2 separate regions of the Homo sapiens genome follow, and region 2 is linked to region 1. A link is a contact called in ENCODE Hi-C or POLR2A ChIA-PET data. All regions are on one chromosome and are shown on one strand. Each heading gives the region's core, a stretch centred on a gene start or an enhancer-like site at or near the end of the contact. The rest is flanking DNA. Distances are from core to core; before and after follow the strand shown.

Evidence for each region. Hi-C counts contacts between places; a loop is a spot of excess contacts on that map. ChIA-PET counts read pairs that join two places held with the same protein, here RNA polymerase II (POLR2A). Pooled maps may share reads with other maps.
Region 2: a loop to region 1 is called in a pooled map, with 2.8 times the contacts of the local background. The contact joins two enhancer-like sites. A Hi-C loop is called at or near these places in 4 of 50 pooled maps. POLR2A ChIA-PET finds 5 or more read pairs at or near these places in 3 of 52 experiments (CD4-positive, alpha-beta T cell, CD8-positive, alpha-beta T cell and activated T-cell).

Annotation. Positions count from the first base shown.
Region 1 is chr12:46,547,093-46,553,550 of GRCh38, forward strand. The region is part of intron 3 of SLC38A4-AS1 (SLC38A4 antisense RNA 1); the gene reads left to right. Among named protein-coding and RNA genes, the nearest start is that of SLC38A4-AS1, 170 kb to the left of the region's middle. RefSeq lists an enhancer at 2,873-3,022. Within about 2 kb of position 2,864, at least 7 of the 41 ENCODE cell types and tissues checked have a DNase peak (open chromatin) inside an H3K27ac peak, as active enhancers do.
Region 2 is chr12:46,626,197-46,632,654 of GRCh38, forward strand. The region is part of intron 3 of SLC38A4-AS1 (SLC38A4 antisense RNA 1); the gene reads left to right. Among named protein-coding and RNA genes, the nearest start is that of SLC38A4, 200 kb to the right of the region's middle. Within about 2 kb of position 3,840, at least 3 of the 41 ENCODE cell types and tissues checked have a DNase peak (open chromatin) inside an H3K27ac peak, as active enhancers do.

The DNA.
Region 1 (6,458 bases), core at 1,614-4,113:
AATAAACACACGCCCACACAACCAGTAAGTAAGTATCAGTGGAGCAGATGCAAATGAAATACAAGTGATGAACTGCTGTCAGTTCTTGGGGTATTTGGCACCTGCGTCAACTCCAGAAGGAATGTGACCTCTTGGGTAAGGAGGGCATGATTTCAGAGGCACCAAGAGGACCTTTCCACCAAATTCAGCTTTTTAATTTTTTTTTTAAATCTGAAATTCTACAATTATAAATTCATTCCTCCCCTTTCAAAATGAAGCACTTTATACTAAAGAAGAACCCACTTAAAGCTTCATTAATTATTTCTTCCCTGAAGAAGAATCAGTCTTTTGGGTTCTATCTTGAGAACACATTTTGAGAGTAGGGCAGGGAAGGAATGAAATTTCTGTCAGCAGAGAGATGAAGAAGGCTGGCCTGAGAAGGCAGGAATATACAAACTAACTGATGAGGGTTAACCAGTATGCCATTTTTATGCAAGTCAGTACAGGTTTCTCAGTAAAGTACGGGCAAATAGAAATGTAATTTATGAATATTTCATCATTCTTTGTCATATAGGCCAGCCAGAAAGGGCAAAAAGAAAAAGATATTCAGAGATGTGACTTCTTGGTGTCCTTCTGCACTTGACAGAAGCTACCCCTTTGGGAAAAACTGGATAGTTTGTAGATCTGCCACAGAAAATTCAACATCTCTAAAGGCATACTAGTGCTAAATGGACATATTATTACTTTTGCTATCTCACCTATTGGCATGTGCTTGTGTGTGAGGAGGGATTATGGACAGGATGGGGAATAGGAGAGTGTCAAGAATGAATGGGCATTGCCCAAGAAGGTGAATCAGCTGACTGTTCAATCTACCTGGAAGTAAAAATAACTGGGGAGCAGAAAATCTTATGCATATTTTAATTACCTTGTCTAGAACATGAAATGACAAGAATGTGTACTATATTTATTGGGCTACTGAATTCTCTATTTCATGCCCCTAGGCACTCCCAGAAGTCTGATTCTATTTCCTTGAAAAAATACCAAGCATTTCTCCTTCAAGAATGATTGAGGGGTTGCCTTCTGTTGTTGCTTTACTAACCACCTCCCTCAACCAAACACCCACAGGCAAGTTGCCTCTCATTCTCCAATCTAGGCAAAGAGTGAATCTTTTGTTGTTATTTGCAGGAAATGGGACACAGGAAATGAGCCAATCAGAATCAGCATTAGGCCATTTTTTTTCCCTTGTCCCTCTTTCTCAATCTTTTTAATTGGGAAAAGTACTTGTTTTAAAATCTAGTAAATATGATACAAATTGAACATCCAACTATAAGAAGAATCATCAGAAAAAAAATCAGGATTTCTCTTCAAAGTTTACAGAGACTTAATATAACTCCTTTTCTTAATAGTTATTTTTCTTTGAATTAGGCAGTGGTAACTAAAGCTAAAACAACCACCACCACAGTGGTAATAAAGGCTAAACGACCTTCCACTGCCCTTGTTTATGCTTTTCTCATCAGTTGAGCTTTCCGTTTCTTCAAAGTCCCACAGAAATGGCTGGCAATTTTCAATCATCAAATCAAAGCCCTTTGTTGGAATTGTTTCTTTGGTGTAACGCAGGATATGCTGCCAGTAATTTGATCAGTTCAGTCATTTCCATAATTAGAACAAGAGCACGTCTTCCTAAAGTATGTGCTTATTCCATGGTCTGAAGTCACACAAAAGGGAATGTGCAAAGCCCTTATGTTGTGTGGTTCTAAAATAGCAGCTGTTTTTTATATATTTACCTCTTAACAATTTGCCCACCATCCTAGGTAGACAAACTTATAGCTCTGCTCTATCTGCTGATGACTGATGAAATGCAAGTCAGAGCATTTCACTTTAACTATATTGTTTGTCTGTTTAATAGGTGTGGCATGCATACCCACTCATATAAGACTCATTCAAAATCTTCCTGGGTTCCTCAAGAGCAGAGGGAAGGCAACACTTAAATACTTTGAGTATTCTCTCTTCATATTATTTGTGTACCTGTAGAGCTTTATGCCTATGACAACCTTGGTGTAATGTGGTAACAGTCTCATGGGATTACCAAGGTTGTAGGTTCCCTACCCTCACTTTAAAGAAGGGGAATTTTGGCCGGGTACGGTGGCTCACGCCTGTAATCCCAGCACTTAGGGAGCCCAAGCTGGGCAGATCACGAGGTCAGGAGTTCGAGACCAGTCTGGCCAACATAGTGAAAACCCATCTCTACTAAAAATACACAAAATTAGCCGGGTGTTGTGGTGTGTGCCTGTAATCCCAGTTACTTGGGAGGCTGAGGCAGGAGAATCGCTTGAACCCAGGAGGCAGAGGTTGCGGTGAGCCGAGATCGCACCATTGCACTCCAGCCCGGGTGACAGTGTGAGGCTCTATCTCGAAAAAAAAAAAAGAAGAAGAAAAAAAAAAGGAGGTGGGGGGTGGGAATTTTGAGCAGTGGGTGCATTTATCTGAGACTATTTGTGGGGTAGTTGAGATAGCTGTGCTCCAATGCTCAGCTCACACCACATCCAAATGTCTTTCTCATTGTCATTTCACTGTCTTCTTGTGGTCTCCCTGTTCTGTTCTCTCTTTCCTCTCAACCATCCTCCACACAGCAGTTAGAATAAACTTTCTCACATCCTTTCATCATGTTACTCCTCATTTTCTAACTTGTAAAATTCAGACATCTCAGCTTACCCTTCCTGACAACTATCTTTGTGTTATGGCAGACTTGTTTAACATGAATTTCTCTGGTACCATGAAGATATGTTCCAAGGCCCCCAGTGGATGCCCGAAACTGCAGTTAGTACCGAACCCTATATATGCTATGCTTTTTCCTGTACATACGTACCGTACAGCACCAGCGTACTGGACAAAGGGATGATTCATTTCCTGGGAGGGGTGGAATGGGATGACACAAGATTTCATCACACTACTCAGAATGGCGTGCAATTTAAAACTTATGAATTGTTTATACATTTTCCATTTACTATTTTCACACTGCAGTTGATCCTGGGTAACTGAAACTGAGAATAAGGAGGTGACTATTGTGCATACTTTGAAATGCTGAATTAACTGTCTTGTCACTGCTCTGATGACTTCTTTCTCCTCAAGGCCAGCATGAAACCCTCCTTCCTTCTGAAACGGTGATGAAAAGTGCCTTTATCCAGGAAGTCTTCCCTGATGGATTTCAACACCTTTCTATCTAATTTAAATACACTTTACCTAATTTTGCAACAAGATAAAAGAACTTTCTAAGTGTCCTCCATAATCCTACCACCCTAACACAACTTCTTGAACTTCTCTGTTTCCTTCCAAGTCTCTCCTACCTGCATATAAACTTTTCATGGTTGTGATGTATACAACTTGTATGATTTTTGTCATTTAACAATATTTTGTAACTTTCCACACCACTATACTACCTTCATTTTTAGTAATGATAGTACATTTTTTATGGGTAGTGAGTGATAGTAGAGAGAGGGAGAGAGTAGAATTTGTAGCCAGCATATGTGTAACCTTGGGCAAGGTACATAAGCCCCTTGGAGCATCAATTTGTTCACCCGTGAAACGGGGATGAAATGTATGTAAAGCACATCATACAGTACCTGACATTTGACAAATACTGGCTGTGATTCGTTACCAAGTTTAATTAAGCCATATGCACTTGTTTTTTATGGTTTACTGCTTTGAAAATTTTTGTGACGATTTCATGGGCAGTTCCCAGACAATTGATAAGCTCCTCTAAAGATGGGAACTTTTTTTAAATTTTGTATCACTTCCTAGGTCTTCTGTTAAAAGATGGAGGTCTCCCTCAGTGGACTGTCAATCGTTCAATGCAGTGGCTGACTGCATTTCATTCTAAATAATTTTTCTCTTCAAATTGAAACCTAGTCACTAGGTTTCTGTGCTCTAAGCCCTTTAAACCTAGTTATACGTTGACAAAATAGAAGTAGCTTTGGTATCCTTTTAATTCCTACATCATCCCTATCCCCTTTTCAGCTGAGTAAAGCTGAGTCTTTTGCTCTAACCTCAGTACCTTAACTCTAAAAAGAAACCAACCAACCAACCAAACAAACAAACAAACACTTGGACAAACAGCTTCGCCTTCATCAAAAGGAGTGTGTCAGGCTGGGCGTGGTGGCTCACGCCTGTAATCCCAGCACTTTGGGATCAAAAAGAATCTCACTACTGTTAAAAAAGTCAAAAGGCATTCTTCAGACTAAATTGGTGTCTCTTTTGCTTTGTTGCTTTTTCTTCCTTTCTTGAAATCTTCTGGAATGATTGAAACCTAGGAAGCAGCATGATTTGAGATGACAAGGGTTTAGTCATCAACACACCTTCTGTAGATGCATTTCTAGCTCCAAAATGACATGGAGATAGAGCAGGGCCAGTTCAGGTCTGATTTTTCCACATTAATTTATATCCTAAACTTTAGACTAAGGGCACCATTTCACATAGTGCTGTACCAAATTTTAGGAGAATCATTTCCTTCACAGTAGAATGTCTATCAAACCTATGTGCAATGTACTCTGCAATAATAAAGAAGCATTTTGCTAAAGCATGAGGAACTGAGCCTCTTGTTTTTGAAAAGTAGTTATGAAATCATCTCTTTTTGTTTTAAATCCAAGTAGACTAAATTTCTGATTGAAAAGAATTGAAGGTTTTGTTTTGCTTTGTTTTGAATATCACTCCCACCAGGAATTATCAAGTAGAATTTATTCTTAGAATATGAAAAGGGGTAGAGATATATTTTCAACATGCTCTCTAGATCATTGAACCAAAAAACCATAATTTTTGACATGTTTCAGCAGAACAATGGTACGAATAAGAGGCCATAGAACATGGTGGATAAGAGCACAGACTGGGTTTGCATCCAGGATCTGCTCCAGGACCTGGCTGTGTGTAATCCCTGTGTACCTCAATTTCCTCATCTGTAACATGGCGATAATTTCACTACCACTAACACTACCTATCTCAGAGGGTTATTAGAATGATTACACAAGTTAATATTTATAAAGTGCTTAGAACATTACCTTGGCGTATGTAATGGGTAAGCTGTTACTATCACCACAGATATAGGATTATTTATTTAATTGATGAATAAAAGTGGTATATATTTATGGTGTATAACATGATGTTTTGGGATATGTATACATTGTGGGAAGGCTATATTGAGCTAAATATATAATGTATATATTACCTCACCTACGTATCCTTTGTTTTCTGTGGTGGGAACACAAAATCTCTCTCAAGGGTACAATATTTTGTTATTAACTATCATCACCATGTTGTAGAATAGAGCTCTGGAACTTGTTTTTCCTGTCTAACTGAAATTTTGTATCTTTTGACTAACATCTCCTGAATCTTCCCCTCACTCCTGCCTCCAGCCCCTGGTAACCACCATTCTACTCTCTGCTTCTATGTTTGACTATTTTATATTCCAAATATAAGTGAGGTTATGCAGTATTTGTATTTCTCTTCCTGGCTAATTTCATTTAATGCTATGTCCTTCAGGTTAGATGTAGGATCTTTATATTAAAAAGACTGAAAGACGGTTTTCCTGTAAATATGTCCCATGTTCTTCTAGGAAAAGTCCTTTAGGTCTTGTCTTCCTATCTTCTGGTTTTAAATTTGTACCAACATTTCCTCTGTTTCACTAAATGAGGACTCAGTTTCATCTGGAAATCTCAATTCTAATCATTATCTAAAAGCCTCAACTTACAAATAGCATGCTATACTGGAAAAGTATTTTTCAGGAATCCCTCGATGATTAAAATGAACTGATATACAAATTAGAGAAGAAACAAAAGCATTCAATAGTGAAAATACAGTATTTTCCGGATCATAATAATTATGTGTTGTAATTCTATACGTATCAGTTTGTAATTTTCTGTTTTGTGATTATTCAATCAACCCTTGTCTTCATTTTTAGACTTTAAATTCCACAAGGATAGGGACTGTGCTTCGGTCATTATTAAATTCCAGCACCCATTCTCTGATATATAGTAGGCATTCAAACATAATTGTCAAATGAATGAATGAATACATACATGGCTTAGTAATAAAAATGATCCTTTGCAAGTCAATGTTTTTATGTAATAGTCTTTTAATAAGTTCACCTGTACTTAATAGGGTTATTCATACTCTTAATATTTCTATTAAGAAAGTAGAAGACTGACAGAGGTTAAAAGCGGCTCATTAACTTAGCAGAGAGGCAGGCTTGAGGAGGAGCCTCCAGTCTTCTGAGCCCCAGTTTGGGTTTGTTTCCGGTAAGATGACAAAGGATTTGGAGAATGAGGAAATGCCACCTTATTTCCCTTGTTAGTAGTTTTCCTTTCTTTCCCCCTGCAATAGTTTCATAACTTGCAACCTATAGATGCAGAAAGAAGAAGGGAGAGCATCTTCAAACAGTTAGTTAGGACTCTCCTTCTGGGAGGAAAGTGGATATCAAAGTACAGGATTGT
Region 2 (6,458 bases), core at 2,590-5,089, 80 kb after region 1:
AAATTTTAGGGGGTGGCAAGGATTGACATTTTGGATAAGGTAGCCACTGAGAGGGTGGTGTTGAGTAAAGACCTGGAGAAAGTGAGGGGTGAGCTATATGCATATCTAGGGGGAAGCATCTCAGTCAAGGGAACAGCAAGTGCAAAGTCCCTGCAGTGAGGACATACCGTTTTGTCTCTGTGCCTTTGCCCTCTTCACACTCCTGTCGTGTTATACCCTTCTCTTCCAAATTGCACTTCCTTCATTGTCTCTTCTGTGAAGACTTCAAGGTCTCTTCTCTCACTTTCTCTCTCTCTCCCTCCCTCCCTCATTTTGTGTTTTTTTTTTTTTCATAAGGGCTTCGTTATTCACTATGGGATCTCTTCCCACTCCAGATTCTTGAAGTACGCTTTTGATTTGTACTGATCCTGTAAGGCTTAGGATAGACTCTCTTCTTAATTTTGTCATCTGTTTGTATTTATGCCTGTATCTGTCTAATCAACTATGTGTAACCCATGAAGGACTGGGGCCATGTGCATCCTGAAAAGGACAACAGAGAGCAGGGGTTCAACATGTTTCTTGATATCATTGCTGCTTTTAAAGATATTTTTACCTCACATTTAGAATTATGGTTGTGTTATATTTGGTAAATAGCCTCTTTTAGAGTTTTCAGGAGTGTGTCCAAAGGTCTTAGATCATTCCCTTGATGATGCCTCCCTCTTTTATTATCTGGCAAATTTTAAACAATGATTGGAAGTGAAAATCTAGAAAAGTTCACCCCGGGAACAATTTTGAGCTGACTGTGACTTTCTAGAGCAATTCTTTGAAAAAAATTCTGAAGCTTTTTAATATGGAAGGTTTTTGGTAAATTAGTATGCCACTAGGATTTGTTTTTCAGTTTAACATTTTACTCTTCCTTGATATATTGATATCTATTTCTCTCGCTCTCTCTCTCTCTATATATATATACACACAAACACACACATACATATATGCATATATTTTTAATATATTTTATATGTGTGTATTATATATGTTATGACATAATAGGTATTATAACAAATTATGTTGGAATAAATAAATAATAGTGGCATAATAGTATTAAAATTAGCCACAAACAGACTGAACTCAATCATCAGGCAAGGACTGTTAGATGCACTATTAAACCATGCAAGCTACTATAATGAAATACTAGATGTATTTTTGATAGTTTCATATTATTCTTAGTGAAAGAAAATTTAAGTTTAAGAAAAAATCTTTTTTAGTTTAAGACATAGATGTTTGATGGTTAAAGATTCAAGTCTGGGCTTCTCATATCTTCAGATAAGTTTCAGATCTTTTCTTTCATGACAGCCATTGCTGCCACTTATTCCTCCATGTGGCCTTTGTGAATGGTCATTTTTGGGGTGAGCCCTCTCATCACTGCAGCTTTGAGCTAAACATCCATCAGGAGAACCCCTTTCCACAGCCATGATAGGAAAATCCTATTGGGACTTTCAAAATTTTGTGCCAGTTACTAAAAAAAAATCTTTGGATAGGTAAAGATATTTTCCGCTAAATGATTCCTAAGATTGGATGCCCAATTGAAGCTATCTGAGTGATGTCATGTGAGGAAATGAAGCATATCAAGTTCAACCATGTGCTTAAGACTGCTTCATTGTTTCTACATTGGATTCCTGGAGCATTATCTCACACCAACTAGTATCACTTCATTACTACTTCATTTGTCTCTCTAGTTATCCTTTAACCTTGTCTTTTGCCTTCCCTGCAGTGAGAGGGTGCACTGGTCTTATTAACTTCATTCATTCATTTAACCAATATTTATTTGCACTTACGATATGCACTGGGGCTATGATGAAGATGAAATGACAGTTTCTGCTCTCGAAGACTCATAGGTGCAGGAGAGATAGGCAGGTAATTCCAATGCAATATCAGGGCCACTGTGATGAAGGAGATATGACTAATGAAAGCAGAAAGAAAAGAATGCTGTATGCCTGTATAGGGGGCACCCAGGGAAGGCTTCCCCAGAGAAAGCAGTGGTTAGCCAAAACTAAAAGTAACTAGGAATTTTCCAAGTGAGAGAAACTTTGGATGATAGGAAATTTCCTTCTAGGAATTATGGGCTGGCTTATTCAAGGAATAGTGAGGTGTTTGGGATGGCTGAGGCTTAGCATGTGGGAAAGAATGGTAGAAGATGAAGCAGGATGAGTGGGCAGTTACTCCTTTTTAATGGCAAAGTATGTTTAGATTTTATCTTACAGGGAACATGAGTAATGGAAAAATTTTAAGAAGGATAATGGCAAGAACATATTTGCATATGAGAGATAATTATTTTAGCATTTGGAAGATGGATTTTTAGGAAAGGGTGAGACTAGAGGCCAGACAATTAATAGATGACCGATAATAGTAAGTGCTGCCGCCAGACTAAAATCCAGATATCCTGGCTCCAAATCAGGAGGTCTCAACCACTATCTAGGTTGCCTTTCTTGTGCAGAGTTCATGAATAGAGTTCAGGAGGCAGTTTACTTGGGTTCAAAACCCTGTTCTGACCCTTAGGGGTGGTGAAATTATTGAAGGATCACTTAATCTTTCTTTGTTTCAGTCCCCTCATCTGTATAATGGGGAGAATACAAATATAGTACAACCTCATGATGTGTGTGTGTGTGTGTGAAGATTAAGTGGATAAATATTTATAAAGTTCTAATAATTGTGCTTGGCAAATAGCAACCACTGTGTAAATGTTGGCAGTGATGATGATGATGCTGGTGGTGATGGTGATGATGATAATGATGTAGGCAACTTTGTCCCACAGCAGGTCCTAATGGAGGGAACTCAGCGGGATGTCCATTCCTGGAAACTGTGAGAACTGATCAGTTACTCTGGATAGGAAAGAGATAGGAATTCTCAAATTCTCACTATGACCTTCACAGTCTATTGGCAGTGAGGTCTTCAGTGAGTTTCCAGATCTAGGTCCACCCATATCTAGAAGCAAGTTGAGCTTTCTCAAAAGGCAATACAAATGATTACTGACTATCTCCTGTTGCAGGGTTCTCAAACATTGGAATGCATCAAAAACATCTGAAGAGTTTGTTTAAACATAGATTTCTGCATTCCAACTCCAGAATTTGTGATTCAATAGATCCAGAGTAGGATCCAAGAATTTGCTCTTCTAACACATTTGAGGGTGATGCTGATGCTGCTGGTCCTGTCTGGGGTCCACACTTGGAGAACTCCTGCCCTGTTATGTGCTCTACTACCTTGCATTAAAGAAAATGAATAAGACTCAGTGTTCCTGGCTTCCTGCTTCCTCCCAAACTGTCTGCTGAGCAACCCCTGATTTCCTCACTGTTTCAGAAGCACTGGCTCTGTAGGCTCCCAGGATGTGTGTGCTGCATGGATCTCTTCTCATCTGTATAACCTCATCCGTGTAACTAAGAGATTGAACCAAATCCCCAGGCCCACTGAATAAGAAATCAGAGTTAAGGCCCCCATGGGAGAGGTGGGTACCTCAGAAGCCAATCTCGTGTGATCCTGCCTTTCATTTCTCTATTGCCCCACTGGAATCATTTGTTGTTGAAGTGTCTATGGCTCTGTGTTTGTGAAGAAAACAGGCAACTCTCTCTGACATTTTCAGCTGTGATTTTGATTTTCCATTCCATAGTTAACTAGTTTAAAGGAGCACAAACCAAAGGTTGTCACCATCGCTAATCTTTGCAATGATTAACTAATTAACATAGTGATTGCAAAATGAACTATTTTCACAACTCAGTGATTCTGATAACTGTGGTTAGCTTGGGTATCATGTGTGTGTGTACATATGTGTGTGTGTGTGTGTGTGAGAGAGAGAGAGCGAGAGAGAGAGATTCTCTAACTCTGATTTCCAGGATTGGCTCCTGTCACTTGGCACCCTTGCTGACTGCACCTGTTTGCAACATTGGGCTACAGGAGGAGTCCTGGAATGGAAGCCTGATGAAAATGACTGGGTAATTCTTAGGATGAAATAGAAGAAGAAATGTAAGACATTTGGAGTTGGCAAGCAGGCACCCTACCAGTTTTGAGATGGGGCAGGTAGGATTTCAATGGCATGTTACATAACCATCCTCTAAAGGGACAGAATGTACATTTCAGTGGCAGAAAAAGAAAAGCACTCTGTTCTACTATGGTTAATTGTTATTAATAATTTAAATGTTGCTTTATCATATTACATATTTCTGCTTACATCCAATGACTTACATAAAAAAATCCTTAGATCCTAGATTTTTGGACTAAGTAATCTTTTTTTAAAAAAAAAAAAAAAAAGCATAAAAGCTCTAATTGAATCCTAGCAAATTTTTGTATTGGGATTTATTACACTGTCTCTTTTTGAAGCTTTCAAATATATTAGGATAATAAAAATAAATATTAATCTTAGCAACATACTGGTGATGGTGGCAGACCATCTGTATTTAGTAGTGGCAAATACCGAGTTCCTACTAGGTCAAGGTATAGCACTAGGTCCTGGGGTGGTTAAAAAAATGTTCTTGCCTTTTTACCAGTTAATAAAGAGATTAAACAATTACACATTTGTAATGCAAATTGAATATTTAAAATATCCAATAGATACATAATGCTATGGAGGTTGAGCAAAGGCAGTGCTTTTATCTGATTGTGAGGATTTGGAGGAATCCTAGGGAAGGGTGTGGAGTACAGAGTTTTGACAGGAGTGACTGGAGGAGGGGCCATCTATTCTGGAGTAAAGAAAGGTGATATTTTGGCTCTGTGCAGAGTCACTGAAGGACAATTATGATGAAGCTGGTTCTTGAAATACTTCTTGTTCCCACCAGAGGCTGTCTAGTGACTCCCACAGATGTCTTGTCTTGGAAGATGTGTTATACCAGGCCGGGCATGGTGGCTCATGCCTGTAATCCCAGCACTTTGGGAGGCCGAGGTGGGTGGATCACCTGAGGTCAGGAGTTCGAGACCAGCCTGACCAACATGGAGAAACCCCGTCTCTACTAAAAATACAAAAATTTAGCCAAGTGTGGTGGTGCATGCCTGTAATCCCAGCTACTTGGGAGGCTGAGGCAGGAGAATCGCTTGAACCGAGAGGTGGAGGTTGCAGTGAGCTGAGATTGTGTCATTACACTCCAGCCTGGGCAACAAAAGTGAAACTCCATCTCAAAAAAAAAAAAAAAAAACAAAAAAAGAAGATGTGTTATACCTTAGAACTCACTCTGTGTGAAATGACTGTCACATAGTGAGAGGCTGTCACAATGGCCAGGCTTCAAGATGGGTTCATTTCCTCCATTCTCTTGTGCTCTCCTTAAATCATTCCAAGTGTCAAAATTAGTGTTTTCAGAGGAATTGACATGTCAACTGGTAGCTTATTGAAACTGGTTGTCATTACAATAAACGTTGCTAGCATTACAATAAGCCTAGAAATACTGGGCTTCTGCCATCTCTCAGAATGAGAGTCAGGTAGGTGTGAAAGTGATTAAGAAAGCTTTGTATTTAGGGCTGGGGAGGCATTGGCCATACAGTGCAAAGAAAGTATAAGTGAAGGGATGTGAGATATAGAGGTCATCAGGGTTGAAGCTGAAATGTTGGTGTTGCTTTTTAGAAGTGAGGTTTGTCTGTGGTAAGCATGTTTTTTATGACCAACATTTTTGCTATGTAAAGCTTAGTAAAAGCTTTTCCTACATAATATGTGAGTGAGATCACTTCAGAAGTAACTCAGGAAATTCTTTTTCCCATAAAAGTTGGGACTGAGATTGTTTCTGGCCATTCCCCACAAAGGAGTGATGTAGTTTACAGAAGAAATGGTTTAGAGGATAACTATAAATCCCCACAAAACTTGTTGTTTTCATCCATATCACCAGGAAGACACTCAGCAGCACATTTCTGCCTTGAATCAATTCCCAGTAGAGTTAGAAGACCAAACTACTGCAGGCTGAAAAGCACCTGAATGGTGGACATTGTGTCAAGAAAGGTGGTGAACCCTACTCTCGGACTGAGGTGGAGGCAAGGATAAGTGTGCATTCTTCAGAAAAGGCTCCAGGGATCATCTGGAAGAAGAGAAGTTATGGGTCATACTTTACCATCTCAGGCTTGTGGACATTGCTCATATTTATGTAACAAAGTCTTTATATCAATATTAGCTTTTCTATGTACCAATTTGTTTCTAATTTAAAACAAGCAAGTATAGAAACTTATTATTGACTAGTCTTGGCTACTAAATATGTCTTTAGGTGCTCTTCATGGAGGTAGAGTGAGTAAGAAACAACAACAACAACAACAACAACAACAAAAGATGGGGCACTACCAGACACCAGTCTTTCCCATTAACTCTTTCTGCACTTCACCTTAAGGCTTAAATGTATTCTCTAAGCTTCACTTAATTTTTTTAATGCAAACATCCAGTGTTGGTGCTTCTTTTTACTAATTTGATAGTGATGTTAGAAATTATTGTGTATCACTCTAAGATACTTTCTTAAAAGATA